2 separate regions of the Homo sapiens genome follow, and region 2 is linked to region 1. A link is a contact called in ENCODE Hi-C data. All regions are on one chromosome and are shown on one strand. The core of a region is the stretch at or near the end of the contact, and the rest is flanking DNA. Distances in the headings are between cores, read along the strand shown. Region 1 has its middle 78 kb from the start of HNRNPA1L3. Region 2 overlaps CHD9 (chromodomain helicase DNA binding protein 9).

Region 1 (6,699 bases), core at 3,649-6,148:
TCAGCAATGAAAAGGAACAAACTTGATTAACATAACGTAGATACATCTTAAATGCATTTTGCTAAGAGAAAGAAGCTAGATCATCCCAGGGCTACTTATCGTATGATTCAATTTAATGACATTCTGGAAAAGGCAAAACCATGGAAGCTGAAAAGAGATGAGTGATAGCCAAGGGTGGTGGGATGGGGAGATGGGTTTGAGTACATAGGCAACAGCACGAGGGTGATGGAAATGATCTGTAAGTGATGAATGCACAATTCTACGCATTTGTCAACACTCATAGAACTGTAGACTACAAAAAAATGAATCTTACTTTATATAAATTTTTGAAAAAGTCAACCAGGACGGAGGAGAACCCAAGATGGATTGCAACCTGTGACAATGAATCAAACTGTTACAAATGAATAACAACCACACTGAAGGCAGTGGAGATGAAGGAACTGATCTAAATCACTTTGGAATACAGTGTTCTCACTGGATACTATCAGGCTAAAGGCAAAAGGAACCGCACACAAACACCGTACTCAGTTGGCAAATGTGTTTTTCACAGGGGAAGGGTTAGCAATTCCGAAACTATATGTATAGTAGCACTGGACAAATAGTAAATATATTGTAGATAATGAGAAACAGGTTTCCCATGGTCGGAGGAAGAAATTATAATACAAATGAGGAAGTGAAGAAAGCTAGACTAAACCCTGTGGTGGAGACTTAGAGTCAGAGCTGTTAGTATAAACTCATGATTTTAAATACATATGTGTGTATATATATGTATATATATGCAGATAGTTCAATAACAAAGTAAACATAAATATGTGTGTACACATGGGCTAGTGTTTATATATAGGTTTACATTTCCTAGCTCTATCTCCTTAGAAGACATAAAAACAGTAATGTCCCAGTATCAAGCAGCACTCCTAGCACTTAAATATCATTCTCCAATAAAAGAAACCAAGGCTCCTTGCAAAAGTGGTTGATTCCTGGGCTAGGGTAAAAAAAAAAAAAAAAAAAAAAAATCAAGATGAGCCTGGGGCATATTGTGGTGCCATAAAGCAATGAGTTAGACAGGAAGACTAAGTTCTAGTGATCTATTGCATGGCATGGTGACCCATAGTTATTAATACTGCATTGTATATTTCAAAATTGCTAGAAGAGTAGATTTAAATGTTCTCATCACAACAAAAGACAAGCTAGAGGATATGTTAATTAGCTTGATTCAGTCATTCCACAATGTATACTTATATCAAAATGTCACATTGTACCCCATAAATATATATAATTATTATTTGTCAGTTAAAATTTTTACAAAAGGAAGTACTTTAAAAGAAAAAAAAAGTAATATGCATGTTAAAAGGGCAGAGGAGACCAGGCATGGTAGCTTGTGCCTGTAATCTCGGCACTTTGAGAGGCCTAGACAGGAGGATGACTTGAACTCAGGAGTTTGAGACCAGCCTGGGTAACATAGTGAGACCCCTAACTATACAAAATTTTTTTAAAAAATTAGCCAGTTGTAGTGGTATGCATCTGTGGTCTCAGCTACTCGGGAGGCTGAGGTGGGAGGGTTGCTTGAGCCTGGGAGGTTGAGGCTGCAGTGAGCCATGATTGACTGTGCCACTGCATTCCAGCCTGGGTGACAGAGTGAGACCCTGTCTCAGAACAAAAACAAAAACAGCAGGAGGGCACAGGAGCCAACCTGAAAAAGTTCCCAATGATCTACACGATTGGGGAAAATTTCAGCAACAAAATAAATAATGATGTGATTGCTATAACCTAAAGAATAAAATATCCTTGTGTCTCTACTGATAAACAAATAATCAAATAAATAAAAACAGCAGAAAATACACGTCTTCATTACAGAAAAATTCCAATTAATAGACAGAAAGAAGCAAGAAAAAGAAAATCACCACCGGAATACCTCAGTGATAATTACTGCAAGTAAGATCTACTGAGGGATGTTAAAATTAGTGAGCAAAAGTTTAATGAGAAGTAGGATATTTCTCATTAAATATCTCTCCCCACATATATTTATTAATTGCAAAGAGAAAACAGCAACTTTACAGTGGAGCAACCTGGCCGTCACTACCTAATCCAAGTGATCCAGGTTAACATCACCAGTGATGAGACATCATCACATGCCTGCAGGTATAGAGCACTTTGCCTTGATGGCATTCTTCCCATAAAGGACAACCCTAGTCTAGTCATGGAAGAAGACTATATAGTCTCAAATTGGGGACCATTATACAAAGTAATTGGCCAGTACTCTTCAAAAGTTTCCAGGTCATAAAAGACAAGGAAATACTAAGTTGCCATAACAGATTGGAGAAGAAAATGAGGAAAATTAAGTGCAACGTAGGATCTTGAACTGAATCCTGGAACAGAAAATGACATGAGAGGAAAATCTTCAAAAAAAAAAAAATCCAAATCAACCCTGTAAATTAGTTAATAGTATTGTACTGATGTTAATTTCTCATATTTGACAAATGTACCTTGGTTATGTAGGATGTTAATGTTAGAAGATGCCAGATAAATGGTGTATGGGACTCTCTATACAATGTTTGTAGTGCTCTGTTAACTTAAGTCATTTCAAAATAAAAAGTTTTGTTTTCAATTTATTTTTAAAAATTATTAACTTATCTGTTTTAGACACAAGGTCTTGCTCTGTTACCCAGGCTGAAGTGCACTGGCTTAATCATGTCATTTCATCCTTGAACTCCTGGGTTCAAGCAATCCTCTTGCCTCAGCCTTCTGAGTAGCTAGGACTAGAGGCACATGCCACCATGCCTGGCTACTTTTTTTTTTTCTGTAGAGACAAGGTCTTGCTATGTTGCCCAAGCTTGTCTCAAACTCCTGGCCTTAAGTGATCCTCCCACCTCGACCTCCAAAAGTGCAGGGATTACAGGTGTGAGCCACTGCCCCTGGCCAAAAGTTTTGCTTTCTTAAGCTACTACTAGTCAATGTTTGGTGCTGGCAAAAGCATCCTGAAGTAATACAAAGGTCTATTTTGGAATCTGGTTGTGGTGACAAATACAACCTGACTGCATTGTTGTAAATTAGGGGTACAACTAGGAAAACAGAATTTTGGGGGGCTCCTATAGGGACAGTCAACAAAAACTTCCTAAAGTGGAGATATAAACATTTTATTCAGTGGTAGAGAGTGAATTAGGTCTTCTTTATAATTTTCCCCATCTCTAAGTTTATATGACTCATTTGTTGTATTTGCAAGTGGGACCCACTTGTTTTGCAGCCAACACTTACACTAATTTTTTTTTTTTTTAAATGGATCGGAATCTATTGTAGGAGGGGGAATGGTAAGCAGTGGAATGTAAAACGCAAACCAATCTATAGTTTCCAAAGGGCCTAGGGAGGCTGCCAAAATTAAAGTTGGCAGCAAACAGTTTACTAAATCTCTAAAGAAGAAAAAAAAAGGTTATATTACAAGTCCCATAAATATTCTAAGAGTGGTAGGTAAAGTGTGTTTAATACTGATGAACAAAGTTTTAGCATGTATTGGAAAAACAGTTTCTAATATAAAATTACCGACAACTGGAAGTTATCTGCAAAATTTTATACCTAAGTACTTGCAGATGTAATTTATTTTTCTGACAGCACCGCCTGTGTAATGAAAGTTGCTTTTAATAAAACATGAATGCAGTTAGGTTTTGCCAATTAGGTTCAGAGGAGTTGTAATCAGTCTGATTCAAGTTGATACGTAGCTCCTTAAATTCAGCACTGACCCATAGAATGGCTTCAGAATTTCTAAAGTGTTTGTGAAAGATGAACTCCCAAAGCTCCAACTGCCCAGGCAGAAGGGAGGTGGTCCTGGCCAACTCAGGACAGATGCATCCCAAAGGGACTACAGTGGTCGTGGCTATAGAAAGCCATGTGTACTGGGTTGGGTGTTAACACAAGATTACAACTGACATGAAAATAAGCCCATTCTCCATTTCATTTTATTCATGAAAACATGAGCAAACGTCTAATGCATGCAAACATCTAATAGCCATAGATCAATTATCATTTTTACACAATCAGCCAGAAGACAAACCCTGGTTCCTTCTATGTTAGCACACTTCTTGATGCTCGGTGAGATTTCAAGATCTATAAAGACATGTCCTGTCACCTTGAGCACCTTAATAACCTGTCATCAGAAGAAAAAATGCAACAAAATGAAGTTTTGGGGTCTAGAATGAGGTCATCAGTATTTTGAACTTTTCATTTGGGTCCCTGAAGTCTTATATTCAACAAATATTTGTTGTTTAAATATTTGCAAAACATAGAGGTCAAAAGATTTGAAGCATTAGTTGGACTCAGCCAGAGACCTGTTTCTAATAGTTGCTATGTTTTCATATTTAAAAACAGTAATAATAATTATTGCCCTGCCTAACTTATTGGAATGTTGGAATGACACAGTATAATGATTTTAAGGGAAAGTGCTTTGAAACTTTAAACGCACTATGCAAATGTCAGTTACTGGTAAGTACTGGGAATAAAATAGAGGGCTCCTGTCAGTCGGAAATCTTATAGGTTGGTTGAGAAGGATGGTTTTTTGCCTCTTGGGTTTCAAGTTCCCTGCTAGGTCACAGATTAAAGCATTTCATAGGCATGATCTCATACCAGTCCCACAAGGATGAAGAAATTGATGCCTGGGATAGTGCAGACACTCAGGTGAATGGTTGAGATAGACTCTGATACTGCATCTATTTTGCTCCAAAGCTCATCTGTTTCATCTGATGACTTCATTTGCTCCCTCATGAAGCCAATTAACAACAGAAGAACCTAGAAGTGTTCTGCATAAATGATGCAGACATAAATACCGTGGGGATATCAAGGCATTGCCTCCCCAGAGCTGTGGTTAAGTGCACACTTTGTCAGCTCTTCCTTCTCTGTTCCAGCCTGCACAGAGTTGGCAAGAAAAGTTAGTATTTTCTTGGTATCTGCAGCTGGTACTCCCCAGACAGGAACTGAAACACGCCTAATGGTGATTCATTCATTCTCAACTGAGTTTCTTCTTTCCTGTACCCCAGGGCACTTCCAGGTTCTGGCCCTGAAACGGAAGTCTATGTGTGAAAGAGACACACAGAGGCAGCTTCCCAGCTATTTTCATCTCAGCTGGCTTGCCAAAGCCCCATTTCAAACCTCTCTCCTCCCCCAAAGTCACTGGAATATCAATCACAGTAAAGGCGTGTTGCATTCCTTAATGGTAACTCCGACTCTTGGTTTGGCATTTAGATAATGTCCCTACTATCTGTCCCTTAAGCAGACAATAGGGACAAAAGATGGAGACGGGTTGGTTCCCTGCAAAATCAGAGACTATAGTGGTAAATACATTTTATTGTCTTTTAGCTTGTTTGGCTGAAGCATCTTGAACCCTCCTAGAGTTGGCACAAAGCATTTTTTCCAACTTGAAAAGCATTTTTTGTTAAGTTTATTTTTATAGGTTTGAAATCATACTTCTTGTTCAGTGGCTTTTGAGGGACAAGTATGAATAGCAGGAGACAATGGATTACAGAAATATTTAAATTGGCATGAACAGAATGTGAGCTGGAACTAGGATGAGGCGAGTTGGAAAATTATGATATTTTGTATATTGAGTTTCTTTGCATTAATTTTAATTTAAAAAATTATTGCATTAAAGTATTATTGATCTTGATTACTAGGTATTTTGGTACCTCTGTAAAATTTGCACCTTGGGCAAGTATCTTACTGGCCTCAACCTAGTTCCGTCCCTGCATAAGACACGTTTATTATGCTACCCATGGACCTGTGGACTTCAGAAGACATTTTGTGGCTCCCTTGAGTCAACTCAAACAGGGCCCTGTTGGAGCAGGATACTACCTCCCTCTTCTCCAAAAAACGACCCATGCTCTGCTTTCATAACAGAAAATTATTCTGCATGTCTGCTCTGGGGTATAGAGGAAGAAAGTATGCCATCTAGGCTCTGTGCACGAGCGCGTTCAAGCCGGCATTGCTCAAACTTTAGCACGGATATCAGTCACCAGGGACCTTGTTAAAAGTGTAGGTTCTGATTAAGCAAGTCTAGGATGAGGCTTCAGATTCTGCATTTCTAGCAAGTTCCCAGGTGATGCTGATGCTGCTGGTCCCTAGATTATATAGTCCCTGGTAAGCCAGCGACTATAGCAGTAAATATATTTTATTGTCATTTAGCTTGTTTGCCTGAAGCATTTTTAACCCTCCTGGAGTTGGAATGAAGCATTTTTTCTTACTTGAAAAGCATTTTCTGCTGAATTTATTTTTATAGAACCTTTGAATAGCAAGGGTCTACAAACTGGTGGTTCATGGGCTATGTCCACAAACATGGTTTGTTTGGACCAGATTTTTTTTTTTAATTAGCCAGATAGTCACCTATTCTTTAAAAAACCTCTGGAATATCTAGTAGCCTTGGACCAGCCTTTCTGCATAGTAATGAAAGGCTAGAGAATGGTAGGAACTTTTTTTTTAGACAGGGCATAGGTCCTATATTTTCCTGTAATCCTCACCACATGTATGCACAATGTGAACTTACTTAAACTTCTCCACTTTATTTGTTATTGGTCTGGACTACATAGGCCTTTGAATTTTGCAACCTCGATCTCCTATTTAGTTTGTCAAAAACATTGACTGGTATTCACTCAAATCAGAAACAAGCATATTGATATTTGTTGACTCTTATTCTCAAGCATTGGTCTATGTATTTTTGTGGCA
Region 2 (7,018 bases), core at 1,177-3,676, 1.5 Mb after region 1:
GAGTTTTAGAGGAGACAAATATTCAACCCACAGCACCTACCCATAACCAGAGATAGGGTCACATGCCATGGTACTTTTACTTTTTATCTCTTATCAAGTATATTTAAATACACTTACATTTTGATTATAAACATGGCTTAAAGAATTTAACTCAATTTATAATTGGTTATAATTTCTCAGCAATCATGCAGACTTGAGAACTCTCGCTGTGAGAGATATCTAACTCACAGATTATTCTGAAATGCCAATTCCTCCTTTATCAACAATTCCTCTAACCTCGCTCTCCCTTCCTTCCTTCCTTCCTTCCTTCCTTCCTTCCTTCCTTCCTTCCTTCCTTCTTTCTCTTTCTTTCACAGTCTTGCTCTGTCACCCAGGCTGGAGTGCCTGGGTGACGATCATAGCTCACTGCAGCCTCAAACTCCTAGGCTCAAGCAATCAGCCCCCATCAGCCTCCCAAAGCACTGGGATTACAGGCATGAGCCACCGTACCTGGTCTGTTGTGTCTATTATTGACCCACAAGGGCAGAGATATTTGTATGCTTAGTTTTGTCTGTATCTTTAGTGAATTTAGCACTTAATGTGTCCCTAGTACCTGTAACTGTGTGTGGCACAGAGAGGTAACTCAACAAATATTTATTGAATGAAGAAATAAATGCATGCTTGCAGGAATGGATGAATAAGTGAATGAATCAATGAATACTAAATTGAATAGTTAATGAAAATTGACGATATTATTTTGATTTTGTGGTTTTTAAAAATTTTGGAACCAGGCTGGGTGCGGTGGCTCACACTGTAATCCCAGCACTTTGGGAGGCCGAGATGGGTGGATGACCTTAGGTCAGGAGTTCGAGCCCAGCCTGGCCAAAATGGTGAAACCCTGTCTCTACTAAAAATACAAAAATTAGCCAGGTGTGGTGGCAGGTGCCTGTAATCCCAGCTACTCAGGAGGTTGAGGCAGGAGAATCACTTGAACCCAGGAGGTGGAGGTTGCAGTGAGCCGAGATCGTGCCATTGCACTCCAGCCTGGGGGACAAGAGCGAGACTTCGTCTCAAAAAAAAAATTGGAACCAACTGTTTTTTCAGGTTTCAGACATTTCTGTAAACCAGTAGAAAAGCTGGGAGGCAGACAGGCGTGGTGGCTTACGCCTGTAATCCCAGCACTTTGGGAGGCCGAGGCGGGTGGATCACCTGAGGTCAGGAGTTCAAGACCAGCCTGGCCAACATGGTGAAACCTCGTCTCTACTAAAAATACAAAAATAAGCTGGGCATGGTGTTGGGCATCTGTAATCCCAGCTATTTGGGAGGCTGAGGCAGGAGAATTGCTTGAACCCAGGAGGTGGAGGTTGCAGTGAGCTGATATGGCTCTGCCCCACTCCAGCCTGGGCAACAGAGTGAGACTCCGTCTCAAAAAAAAAAAAAAAAAGAAAGAAAGAAAAGCTGGGAGGCCTGAGATTTTGTGTCTATTATACCTAAGGGATGAAAGAGTCCTGACCTGGAGACCCGAAACAATGTTTGGCTGCTTTTTTCTTTGTCTCTTGTAAACCAACATCAGCAATGAGCAGGCCACCTCAAGTGTGACTCAATCAACGCGAGGCAGGAGGCATGCAAAACAAAACAGAAAACTCCTGGCAGCCTTAATATAGCGATTTTTCTAGCAATCTACATGACTATCCAGGCCCAATGCACCCCATTACATATGCAAAACATCTGACGTTTGTGTAACAAGCCCTTAACCCCTGGCTGTTATTCTTATTTCCAAACTGGGGTGCATCATTAGATAAATGCAGAAATCAAGAACCGTCGCTCCTAGTCAAGCGTCTGTGGCTCAGTTCTCAGAGCCAGGCCAAAGGAGTAATTATAGCTTTCCTCTATAGTGTACGGGGCAGGAGGCTGATTTAATAAAGGAAGCCTACTGTCTGTCTCCAGCCTGGCTCTGACTCATGGAACGAGGGAGTCCCAGAGCACTACCCACAGAGGGTGGGTGGTGAGCAGCTGAGGGTGGGAGGTGAGGGTGGCCGCTAGCAAGGCCTGGGCCCAGAGCCCTGAGAATGAGGAAACTCCCTGCTTGGCCAGGAGGAACCTGCAGCTGGAGCCAGAGGAAGTGAGGCTCAGACAGAGCAGCTGCTGTTCCAGCAACAGCAGCAACTGCCGCACCCTTGAAAGGAGGCCCCTGCCGTGTGGACCCGTAAAATAAAATGGGTTAGTAATTTTCATATTCAGAATTGATTGGGGGAAACGATCGAATTGCTTCTAATGGGGATGGCCACCTTTGTGTGCTGTACCAGGGTCTTTGGTTTCTTTTAGGGGCCTGGGTCGATGGAGTCTGGAGTGATGAGCGTTCGGTTAATTTGGTTTCTCACTTTGGCAGCTAATTAGGTCTTCACGACCACAGAGAGAGTTCTGAGCTGGGAGTGGTTTCAGCTACACCGAGGGGGACGGCCCGCTCTGGAATGGATTTGTGTTCCACCTTAGATAGGTCACCAGAGGTCATCTTATCCTTCCTTCTGCCTCCAGCTGCTTTCTCCTTCCTCCCCTGACAATCAGCCAGACAGAGGCAACCTGACCTCTTCCTCCTCCGGACTCCTCCGGGCGGGAGATTCGGCTCCACCCCTTCCCTTCCCGCTGAGTCACACACCTCCCAGTCAGGTGATCCTCCCCTGGGCCCTTCCGAGAGCACCTTGACCTATATTCCGTTCTCTCCATGACAGCAGACTCTAAGAGTCCCGGGAGAGAGCCCGCCAGGCCAGCTGGCGTGGTGCCCTGGCAGCCCCAGACTGCAGACCAGGCGCCCCGGGCAGCGGGAGGGGGTGCTCCCACCCCAGAGGCCTGGAAATGGAAAGTTAGGAGGCTGGTGGCTGTGTGCAGGGCGGGGGAGGAGGAGGTGGGGAGTTGAGTCAGCTGGGAAAGCTGACAGCCACTGGCGGCCGCGTGCTTCCTCCCCTCCCTCTCTGGGCTCCTCAGCTCCCTGCCAGGCCCTGACCAAGCAGGCTGCAGGGGATGAAGCGGTGAAGGGCAGATGCCATTGTGGCTGGGTGATACTGCAGCCCACGGGGAGAGGTGAGGAATTGTGCAAATAATGGGATAAACCTACATGACTCACCCGGAGAATGTGAGCCGAAGAAAACTTCTCCTGCCACAAGGACCGAATTCCCATTCCCAAATTATCCACAAAATGGCCCCTACTTATTTTGTCTATGGGTTCTTTGTGCAGTTGCTGCCTGTACAGTCTTTGTGTCCTCTGAATGTGAGGAGAATAGGGCTGCTATGGGAAAGGAAATTAAAAGAGAAGTGATCCTTGGGTATCACACCTGTAAAAAGCGATATTAACTGAAAATCACTGTTCCTTTTGAATTAGAAAGCACTCTGAATTTAGACTCATTCGTCTTTTTTTTTTTTTTTTTCCAAAAGACAGGGTCTTGCTCTGTTGCCCAGGCTGCTGGAGTAAAGTGGCTGATCATAGCTCAGTGAAGCCTGGGACTCCTGAGCTCAAGTGATCCTCCCGCCTCAGCCTCCCAAGTAGTTGGGACTACAGGCATGCACAACCATGCCCGACTAATTTTTTAATTTTTTTGTAGGGATGGAGTCTCACCATGTTGTCCAGGCTGGTCTTGAACTCCTGGGCTCAAGCAATCCACCCACCTTGGCCTTGGCCTTTCGAAGTGCTGGGATTACAGGCGTGAGCTGCCACCCCCAGCTTGAGTAGAATCTACCTTCACAAACACTTAGAAGCTCTATGACATTGGCAAGTCACTATAGGCCTCTGTCTCCAATCTGTAATATGGGGATTTTTAATAAAACCATCCTACTACTACATCAGATGGTGTGAACATGAAATCAGATGATGTGCATAAAACATGTTATTATATATAATTATGTGTAACTATATAATATTTTCTCTAGATGGCTATGTCACTGCCCTGTACCATCTGAAAGGGTTGTTTTACTTGTTCACTGTGCTCATGATAGAAGAGCCTGCCTCTGGGTGTGTTCACAAGTGTAAATAGAAAGCTGTAGCCTCTGGCTACATTAGGATTTACTGCATCTAACAAGCAGCCCCACATAGCTTGTTTACACATTACCGACAGATTAGGTGTACATCATCTTATTCCTTTATATCAAGAAAAGCAAGTTTATCATAAGATGGATAAAAACCTGCTGACTGGAATAAATCTTTTTTACTCCAATCTCACATTTTTTCCTTTTCTTTTTTTTTTTTTTTTTTTGAGACAGGGTCTCACTCTTTTACCCAAGCTGGAGTGCATCGGTGCAATCACAGCTCACTGCAGCCTCAAATTCCCATACTCAAGTGGTCCTCCTGCCTCAGCCTCCTGAGTAGCTGGGACCACAGGCATGTGCCACCACACTCAACTAATTTTTAAATTTTTTGTACAGATGAGATATCACTAAATTGCCCAGGCCGACAATTTTTTAATCAGGATGTAAACTTATGAAGTTACTGCCTGGTGTACAGTGGGTGCTAGATGGTAGGGTAGGTGCAAGTTAGATAAATGGAAGGAAAGAAGAAAGGAAGAAGGAAAGAAATTAGGCAACTATAGGAGCAAAGCTGGATTTACCAGGAAACCTCAGGGCTCTTCATTTGCAGGTGTCCCTTACAAGGCCTTGTACCTAATTTTTAATTCATAATAATGTATTCCTTTTCTAAGGAGAGTACCCTAGTATTGTATACACTTTAGGCCACACCATACTTGGATTTGAGCCTTTACAAGAGGTCTGTGAGAGACCCAACCCTTGTTCTTGTTTAAGATTTTTAAGCACAAGTGAAAATCAAGTGGTGTCAGGGAGTTGGGCATTTCCATGTCGTCTCCATCATGAACTCCACATCTGAAATTTGTAGAGAGATCATATGTAGGCCAGGTAAGGACAACAGTGTAAGGAATGGGTCGTAGGAAAAAAGTGGAGGTCAGGAATGTGTAGAATTGTTGGGCCGCTTCCAGTTGATTTCTGTAATCTACTCTCATACTTCAGGGCTATTAAGTTTCCAGAAGGTGTGAATCTGGGTGATGCTGGTTGCATTGTACTGGGCAATGGAGAAACAGTGGCTTGCAATCTGGAACTCTCTGCCTAGTCCTGGCTGGTCTTCACTAGGACTCACTCACTAACTAGTTGTTTGGCCTTGGTAGGAGTCACTTCACCTCTTTGGCCCTATGTTTCTCTACATTTAGGATGTTTGATAGGTGATTTCAGAGCCCCTTGTTTTAGCTTCATGAGAGTAGGGTTCAAAACTGCCTTCTTCACAACTGTATTCCCTGTGTTGAGTACAGTGTCTAATAATAATTATTATTATTATATTAATAGTAAGATTTTTTCATAGTGCTTACAGATGAGGAAACTAAAGTGCAGAGCTGTTAAATAAATGTCCTAGGTCATCCAGCTAGTAAGTGGCAGAACCTGATTCAACCCAAACAGTCTCACTCCAGAGTCTCTCTTCTGAACTGTGACACTCTATACCCACAATAAATATTTTTTTAATAGATTTAGGCCATGCATGGTGGCTCACACCTGTAATCTCAGCACTTTCAGAGGCCAGAGGTGGGAGAATCACTTGAGGCCAGTCTTCAAGACCAGCCTGGGTAACATAGCAAGACTCCATCTCTGCAAAAAAATAAAAAATTAGCCAGGCATGGTGGTGCATGCCTGTAGTCGTAGCTACTCAGGAGGCTGAGGCAGACGGATTGCTTGAGCCCAGGAGTTCAAGGCCACAGTAAGCTGTGATGGTGCCACTGAACTCCAGCCTGGGTGACAGAGTGAGACCCTGTCTCTTTCTTTTTTTGGGGGGACAGAGTCTTGCTCTGTCACTCAGGCTGGAGTGCATTGGCGCAGTCTCGGCTCACTGCAAACTCCGCCTCCCGGGTTCACGCCATTCTCCTGCCTCAGCCTCCTGAGTAGCTGGGACTACAGGCACCCGCCACCACCCCTGGCTAATTTTTTGTATTTTTAGTGGAGAAAGGGTTTCACCATGTTAGCCAGGATGGTCTCGATCTCCTGACCTCGTGATCCGCCCGCCTTGGCCTCCCAAAGTGCTGGGATTATAGGCATGAGCCACCCCACCTGGCCCTGACCCTGTCTCTTTAAAAAAAAAAAAAAAGGTAGATTTTATTTGTTTTTTTTTTCTTTTTCTTTAAAAAAGAGATGGGGTTTCATCATGTTGCCCAGGCTGGTCTCCAACTCCTGAGCTCAAGTGATCCTCCTGCCTCAGCCTCCCAAAGTGCTGGGATTACAGGTGTGAGCCACCATGCCCAGCTTAGCTTTTATTTTTAGAACACTTTTAGATTTGCAGAAGAATTGAGTAGATAGCACAGAGAGTTTGATGAATGAGCAAATCAGTGAATGGAGTATCCCTTGATGGAGACGCTGATTCTTTACCCAAGGCAGGTTAAAAGGGAACTCATCTTTGTGTGAGTTCTCTATGTGCCCAGCACTTTATATATGCTATTTACTTTATTCTTACAGCCAGCTTGTTAAATAGGGAGCGTTAACCTCATTTTGCAGTGAGCAAACTGAGGTTCTGAATGGCTAGAAGAATTGCCCTAAGTCCTCTAGCAGATGAGGGGGTAGAGCTAGAAAGTTCTTATCTATCTCATCCTAAAGATCACATTTGCTTTTTCCTCTGATTGAAAACTTCAAAGTTATCCTCAACAGGTATTTTGTTTTGTACATACCTAACATTGGTCTCTAGTGCCTTATAGTTTTTAAAATGCTTTTGTACCCCTCTTTACCTTTTGGTCATCACAACAGCACAGGAAGGTGAGTAAGGCAGCTTTTATGATTGCATTTCATAGAGGCAGCTACTCGGGCTTAAAACATTAAGCTTGTATATGAAAAGGGCTGAGGTACCTTCAGGACTGGAACACAAATATGTTGATTTCCTACTCCATGGCCTTCCCTTCTCGCCAAAGCATTCCTCTGTTATAAACGACTTCATTGCACAGGATTCTTGCTGGGCCTGCACAGGAAATACCTGGTTTGCTCTGGTCGTGGAGCTGCTCCTCTTCCCTGG

The links. A loop is a pair of places that touch in the nucleus more often than their neighbours do. Pooled maps may share reads with other maps.
Region 2: a loop to region 1 is called in a pooled map, with 21 times the contacts of the local background. The contact joins two enhancer-like sites. A Hi-C loop is called at or near these places in 2 of 37 single-sample maps with no recorded cell type and 2 of 50 pooled maps.

What each region holds. Positions count from the first base shown.
Region 1 is chr16:51,564,758-51,571,456 of GRCh38, forward strand. No RefSeq gene overlaps it. Among named protein-coding and RNA genes, the nearest start is that of HNRNPA1L3, 78 kb to the right of the region's middle. Within about 2 kb of position 4,899, at least 2 of the 41 ENCODE cell types and tissues checked have a DNase peak (open chromatin) inside an H3K27ac peak, as active enhancers do.
Region 2 is chr16:53,097,070-53,104,087 of GRCh38, forward strand. All of the region lies in intron 1 of CHD9 (chromodomain helicase DNA binding protein 9), which reads left to right. Among named protein-coding and RNA genes, the nearest start is that of CHD9, 46 kb to the left of the region's middle. RefSeq lists enhancers at 1,801-1,930, 1,889-3,088, 1,991-2,040, 2,131-2,210, 3,161-3,260 and a silencer at 2,751-2,860. Within about 2 kb of position 2,427, at least 40 of the 41 ENCODE cell types and tissues checked have a DNase peak (open chromatin) inside an H3K27ac peak, as active enhancers do.